Linked DNA regions of Homo sapiens: region 1 is linked to region 2. A link is a contact called in ENCODE Hi-C or POLR2A ChIA-PET data. All regions are on one chromosome and are shown on one strand. Each heading gives the region's core, a stretch centred on a gene start or an enhancer-like site at or near the end of the contact. The rest is flanking DNA. Distances are from core to core; before and after follow the strand shown. Region 1 overlaps PCED1B (PC-esterase domain containing 1B). Region 2 overlaps PCED1B (PC-esterase domain containing 1B).

Evidence for each region. Hi-C counts contacts between places; a loop is a spot of excess contacts on that map. ChIA-PET counts read pairs that join two places held with the same protein, here RNA polymerase II (POLR2A). Pooled maps may share reads with other maps.
Region 1: a loop to region 2 is called in a pooled map, with 3 times the contacts of the local background. The contact joins two enhancer-like sites. A Hi-C loop is called at or near these places in 1 of 168 maps with a recorded cell type or tissue (sigmoid colon) and 6 of 50 pooled maps. POLR2A ChIA-PET finds 5 or more read pairs at or near these places in 7 of 52 experiments (CD8-positive, alpha-beta memory T cell, IMR-90, K562 and 3 more).

What each region holds. Positions count from the first base shown.
Region 1 is chr12:47,119,796-47,122,870 of GRCh38, forward strand. All of the region lies in intron 2 of PCED1B (PC-esterase domain containing 1B), which reads left to right. Among named protein-coding and RNA genes, the nearest start is that of AMIGO2, 41 kb to the left of the region's middle. Within about 2 kb of position 1,521, at least 2 of the 41 ENCODE cell types and tissues checked have a DNase peak (open chromatin) inside an H3K27ac peak, as active enhancers do.
Region 2 is chr12:47,191,770-47,194,680 of GRCh38, forward strand. The region is part of intron 2 of PCED1B (PC-esterase domain containing 1B); the gene reads left to right. Among named protein-coding and RNA genes, the nearest start is that of MIR4698, 5.4 kb to the left of the region's middle. Within about 2 kb of position 1,507, at least 4 of the 41 ENCODE cell types and tissues checked have a DNase peak (open chromatin) inside an H3K27ac peak, as active enhancers do.

The sequences.
Region 1 (3,075 bases), core at 271-2,770, 72 kb before region 2:
CTCCACTAAAAATACAAAAATTAGCCAGGCATGGTGGCAGGTGCCTGTAATCCCAGCTACTTGGGGGAGGCTGAGGCATGAGAATTGTTTGAACCCAGGGGGCGGAGGTTACATGAACCAAGATCACACCACTGCACTCCAGCCTGGGGGACAGAGTGAGACTCTGTCTCCATAATAATAATAATAATAATAATAAAATGATTAATTGCCCAATTAAAAAATAGAAAAATGATATTCATAGATATTTCTCCAAGGAAGATACACAAATGGTCAATAAGTACATGAAAAGATGCTCAACGTTATTAGTCATCAGAGAAATGCAAATGAAAGCTACAATGAGATACCACTTCACACCCACTAAGATAGCTAAAAACAAAAATTCAGATAACAAATGTTGACAAGGGTGTGGAGAAATTGGAATCCTCCTGTGCTGCTAGTGGAAATGTAAAATGATGCAGCCACTTTGGAAAATAGTCTGTTTTTCAAGCAGTTAAACAAGGAGTAACCATATGGTCCAGCAATTCTACTTCTAGGTATATACTCAAGAGAAGTGAAAGCATTTGCCCACACAAAATTTTGTATGCAAATGATTATAGCAGTATTATTTATAATAGAAAAAAAGGTGGAAACAACTCAAATGTCCATCAACTGATGAATGGATTAAGAAAATGAGGCATATCTACATAGTGGAATATGTTATGGCCATAAAAAAGAATGCAGTACAGGCCAGACGCAGTGGCTCATGCCTGTAATCCCAGCACTTTGGGAGGCTGAGGTGGGAGGATCACCTGGGGTCAGGAGTTCAAGACCAGCCAGGCCAACATGATGAAATCCCGTTTCTACTAAAAATACAAAAATTAGCTAGGCATGGTGGTCAGTACCTGTAATTCCAGCTACTCGAGAGGCTGAGGCAGGAGAATCACTTGAACCCGGGAGGCAGAGGTTGCAGTGAGCTGAGATCATGTCACTGCCTTTCAGTCTGGGTGACAGAGTGAAATTCCATCTCAAAAAATAATAATAATAATAATGAAGTACAATACATGCTACAACGTGGATGAAGCTTGAAAACATTATGCTAAGTGGAAGAAGCCAGTCATAAAAGATCACACATTATATGATTCAATTTATGTGAAATGTTCTTAACAGGAAAATCTATAAAGACAGAAGGTAGATTCGTGGCTGCCTAGGGGTGGAAAAAATGGCGGTATAGAAAAGGGACATAGCTAAAGGGTATGTGGCTGCTTTCAGAGGTGATGAAAAATGTTCTAAAATTGTGGTGATGGTTCCACATGTCTATGAAAATACTAAAAACCATTGAATTGTACATTTTAAATGGATAAAGTGTATGTTATGTGAATTATTTCTCCATAAAGCATTAAAAATGAGTGAAAAAATCTTATTCTTTAAACACAAGGAAAGAAACAATCCCGGTGATACATTGTAGGCGACGGTTTATAAATGAGACTTTGGCAGAAGGCAGGGGCTTCTCACTTGTTTTTGCATGGTTCCTTTCATGGCTACAAAGTTATGAATCGTTAGTGGGTACTCATTGCCCTGAAGGAGAGAATCTGCTCTGAAAACACTGACTCATTCAAAACCAAACCACTTCAGATCTTAAAAAAATGAAAACTAAAATGAAGCCCAAAGCAAACTGAGTATTTTAATTAATTTAAAATGTTGGAGGCTTTCTTTTTTTAAAGAAATCTCCTTTGCCATTTTTCTCCAATACGTAGAAATAAGAATGCATGTTTTACATGTTCTAATACATTTTTTAGTAGAACAATAATTTAATCTAATTAAATGTCCAAAGAGAATTTTCTAGATGTTGACTTAAGTTGGCTGCTCTGCCTTAGGAAGTTCCTGCTGATGGGAGTAGTAGAGAAGTAATTAAGAGCACCATGGACTTAAGCTTCTTTCCTGTCTCTGTCAAAATAAGTGATAAAAGATGCTCTGAGCCGGGTGTGGTGGAGCTCACGCCTGTAATCCCAACACTTTGGAAGGCAAGGTGGGCAGATCACTTGAGGTCAGCAGTTCGAGACCAGCCTGGCTAACATGGTGAAACCCCGTCTCTACTAAAAATACAAAAATTAGCCGGGTATGGTGGTGGGCGCCTGTAATCCCAGCTACTCGGGAGGCTGAGGCAGGAGAATCGCTTAAACCTAGGGAGGTTGCAGTGAGCTGAAATCATGCCACTGCACTCCAGTCTGGGTGACAGAGCGAGACTCCATCTCAAAAAAAAAAAAAAAAAGATGCTCTGAACTTCCCTTTTTTTTTCTCTAAAATGGGTATAATTATAGTTTGGTCCTCATGAAGTTATAAAAAACATTAATTGAAATAATAAAATGGACATTTAATACACAGTAATCACTCTAAATGTTTGCCATTGTTATTTTAAATTAGGCGTTCATCTCTTGGCCTAATTACACATATTGTTGGAGAATGTGTATACAATCTAGTGATTCACTCTGGCCTTTTTTAAGCACCACAGCAGATTTACCACTGACATACAGGTTTACACCACAGAAAATTTGCTTCATTTGTAATTGCAGCCAATGTGTCTCCCTGATGGGCAGAAAGCCAACTGGATCCATATACTCCCTTGATCCAGAACTTTACATTTCACATTGTCTGGATGTGACTTACATCATAATTGCTCAAACTATATTTTGTTATGTGTGAAAAATAAATGTCTTCCTTATGTCCTCAGTAATAGAAAATCATTAAACATCTTGCAGCTGCTTAATCTTTTAGTCAAGATATTTAGTATGGAAAACTAGAGTAATGGAGGCTTTCTCCTTTCAACTCTTTACTCTTAGCCAGTATCATTCTTTTTTAAAAAATAAACATTTTCCTAAGGCATTGAGCATCTTTTCTGTAGGCTATAGTTGAGTCTTTCAAATCTGGAAAATAAGAATTTGAAGATGGATACAAACCTTGGCACTGATGATAGGTGATTTACAAGTCTGTCTTGCTCTCATGTGCAGAGCTTGGCTGTACAATGCAAATCTTGTCAAAAATCTGTTCAATGATTAGATTTATTAAGCACTCTGCAATGTCCTATCTGTTTTAGAGAAC
Region 2 (2,911 bases), core at 257-2,756:
TTTTGGGGTTTTTTTGGTTTTTTTGTTTTGTTGTGTTGTGCTTTTTTTTTTAAGGACCTGGTGATTCTGATGAGAACCACTTGCCTGCCTTTCTCTTTGCCAATCTGAGTCCATTACCATTTTCTTGAGCTAACTCAGACATCATTTTCTTTAGATACTCTATAGGAGCACCTAACATGGCGCTTGCCACAGAAATGATTGACTGTTTTCTCTCTGTACATCCTCATTAACTCCAACTCAATAGAACACCAATTTAATTTGCCTCCTTTGTATAAATGTATTCAATCCACCCCGTATCACTGTAGAATATCTATACATTGTTCTAGAATTACTGTTTTCTTATTTTATGTGGATCTGGCTTGCTTTAACTATTTCAAAAATGGAGGCTACGCTTTTTTTTTTTGTTTTTTTTTTTTTGCCTCTTTCCATAGTGCCAGCAAAGAGCTTCTAAATCACGACAAACAGTAAATGCATGTTGATTATAAGTAAAACCTATTTTTGCTTTCACTTTCCTTTGATATGAAAGTCAATTAAATAGGCTGCAGAGAACAGGGAGTTTAGAAGGCTGAAATAAGAAAAATATGTAGCCTGGAAAAAAAATGGAGATGACCAGTAAGCAAAGTGAAATTGTATATACTGCAGACTGATCGGCTCTATCCAAATGGGTGCTCCTTTTGGATATGAGCTCATTCAAATGGTAAATGATTTCATTCAAAACTTTCCTTTGGGAAAAGTCACTTGGAGAGTCCACTTTACATAAAAGAATCCAATTTAATCTTCAGTGGAAAAAGTGGAATTGGACGAGGGCAGAGCTCTCCTTTCATTTTAGAGAATAAAAGTGGCAGCCTGGATCCTGGTCCAGTCTCTGGTACTAACTAGCTGTGACTTTGATACATCATTGAGTCCATCAGAGCTGACTGACTCCCAGGGCTCTCCATAGCAATAATGGTAATAAAAATAGCAAACATTCATGGAGTTCTTGCTGTGTAACAGGCACTGTGCTGAGGATTTTTCATGCATTATTTCATTTAACCATCATTCCTTGAGACAAGTACTATCATTAACCCCAACTGAGGAAACTAAGGCTCGGAGAGATTAATTTGTCTAAGATCACAAAGAAAATGTATTTTGGTGAAACTATTCATTCAAGCCTAGCTCCAATGTCCATTCTTCTTTCCTCACGTCTACATGAGACCTTCCTTATCCCCATATTTGCAAGCAGAGTACATTATTCTGGGCTTACTGAATGCTTTATGCACACAGATATTTTAGCGCTTCTCCCATTGTATTTTGCTAATTGTTTTTGCATGTCTCTCCTAGCTGACTGCAAAAAATGAATTCAAGAGCTGTATTCTATTTGTCTTATTACTCTCATCACTTACTGTAGGGCTTAACAATTAATAGACTCTCATATGTACCAAAATATGAACTCTCAAATTTGTTGTATCCTCAGAGAGGTTGAGTAACTGACTCAGGTTCACACAGGAAGTACAAAGTGAGACCGGATTTTGCATTCCGGCATCTGACCGTCCCCACTTCCTATGAGCATCACTGTCCACTCAGAGTTGTTCAAGCCAATGCAGAAACCAGGGAACCATTCTTTATAATAATTCCCTGCTCACAATTCCTGAATTCCTGCCCCCTTCCCCCTTTCCACTCCAGTCATTGTTTCAGCCCATCACCTTCTCCCCAACCCTCAATCACCATGGTAATTCAGATTACTGCCTTCACTCGCCTGGATTACAATAGTTAGGGTGTAGGATTTTGGCTGACCCCCAAAACAAAAGATTAAAAATTATGGATGACTTTTATAAACTACAAGCAAGTCTTACAATTTCCCTCAGAGACAAAGATATACTTCTGCCCACTCAGCCCTGAGTAGCTTCAATCATGGTTCTCTAGTAAGTTAGAATTATATTTTCTCCCCGTGACATAAATTTCAGTATAAGGATCAGCAACATTGCTCCAGTCCTATAAATCATATGAGGCAACCAAATAGTCTCCAAGATTCTAGCTCATTTGCTGTTCATCTGTTTTAAGATTGCATTTCACCAGTTTATTTCAGGGTGTCTGCCATTTTGGCCCCAGTTTTGATAACTGCAGATTGTTGTTATTTTAAAGCCATTTCATTGCTCAGTCTTGCTGGGGCTGGGGCCCTGCCTTGCTCTTGCCCTCACTAAGCTGCATTCTGGTTTCCTGCCTACCTCCCTTGGCTTTGAATAAATACCACATGCTCTTGCTGTGCTTTTGCTGTGCTCTGCCACCTGCAGGGCCCTTGGTCATACTGTGTTGAGACCTCCTTGCAGGAGTGGCCGCTTGCCCTTTGCAGCCAGCATTTTTCAGATAACTTCCCTCCATGCTCCTGAAACACATCTGTCTCCCCACTGCCTGCCTCCTCTCAGGAATAGGTCTTTTTTTATTTTGAGATGGAGTCTCACTCTGTCGCCCAGGCTGGAGTGCAGTGGCACGATCTCAGCTCACTGCAACCTCCACCTGCTGGGTTCAAGTGATTCTCCTGCCTCAGCCTCCTGAATAGCTGGGATTACAGGCGCGCAGCACCACGCCCAGCTAATTTTTGTATTTTTAATAGAGATGGGCTTTCACCATGTTGGTCAGGCTGGTCTCGAACTCCTGACCTCGTGATCCACCTGCCTAGGCCTTCCAAAGTGCTGGGATTACAGGCGTGAGCCACCGCACCTTGCTGGGATGGGTCTCTTTACAGGTACTGGAACTAATTTAGAACCACAAATGTCCCTTTGATAGCTACTTATTGCAAACACAAGAGAAATTTCCTTAGTGTAAAGAAAATCAATCATTTTTGGCAAACTACTTAGACTTTCAACAGTGAAGCTTCTTAGAATATTGAGGTCTCCTGCTCTTCTGGGAACTGTGGGACAAAGTACTCCAGTTA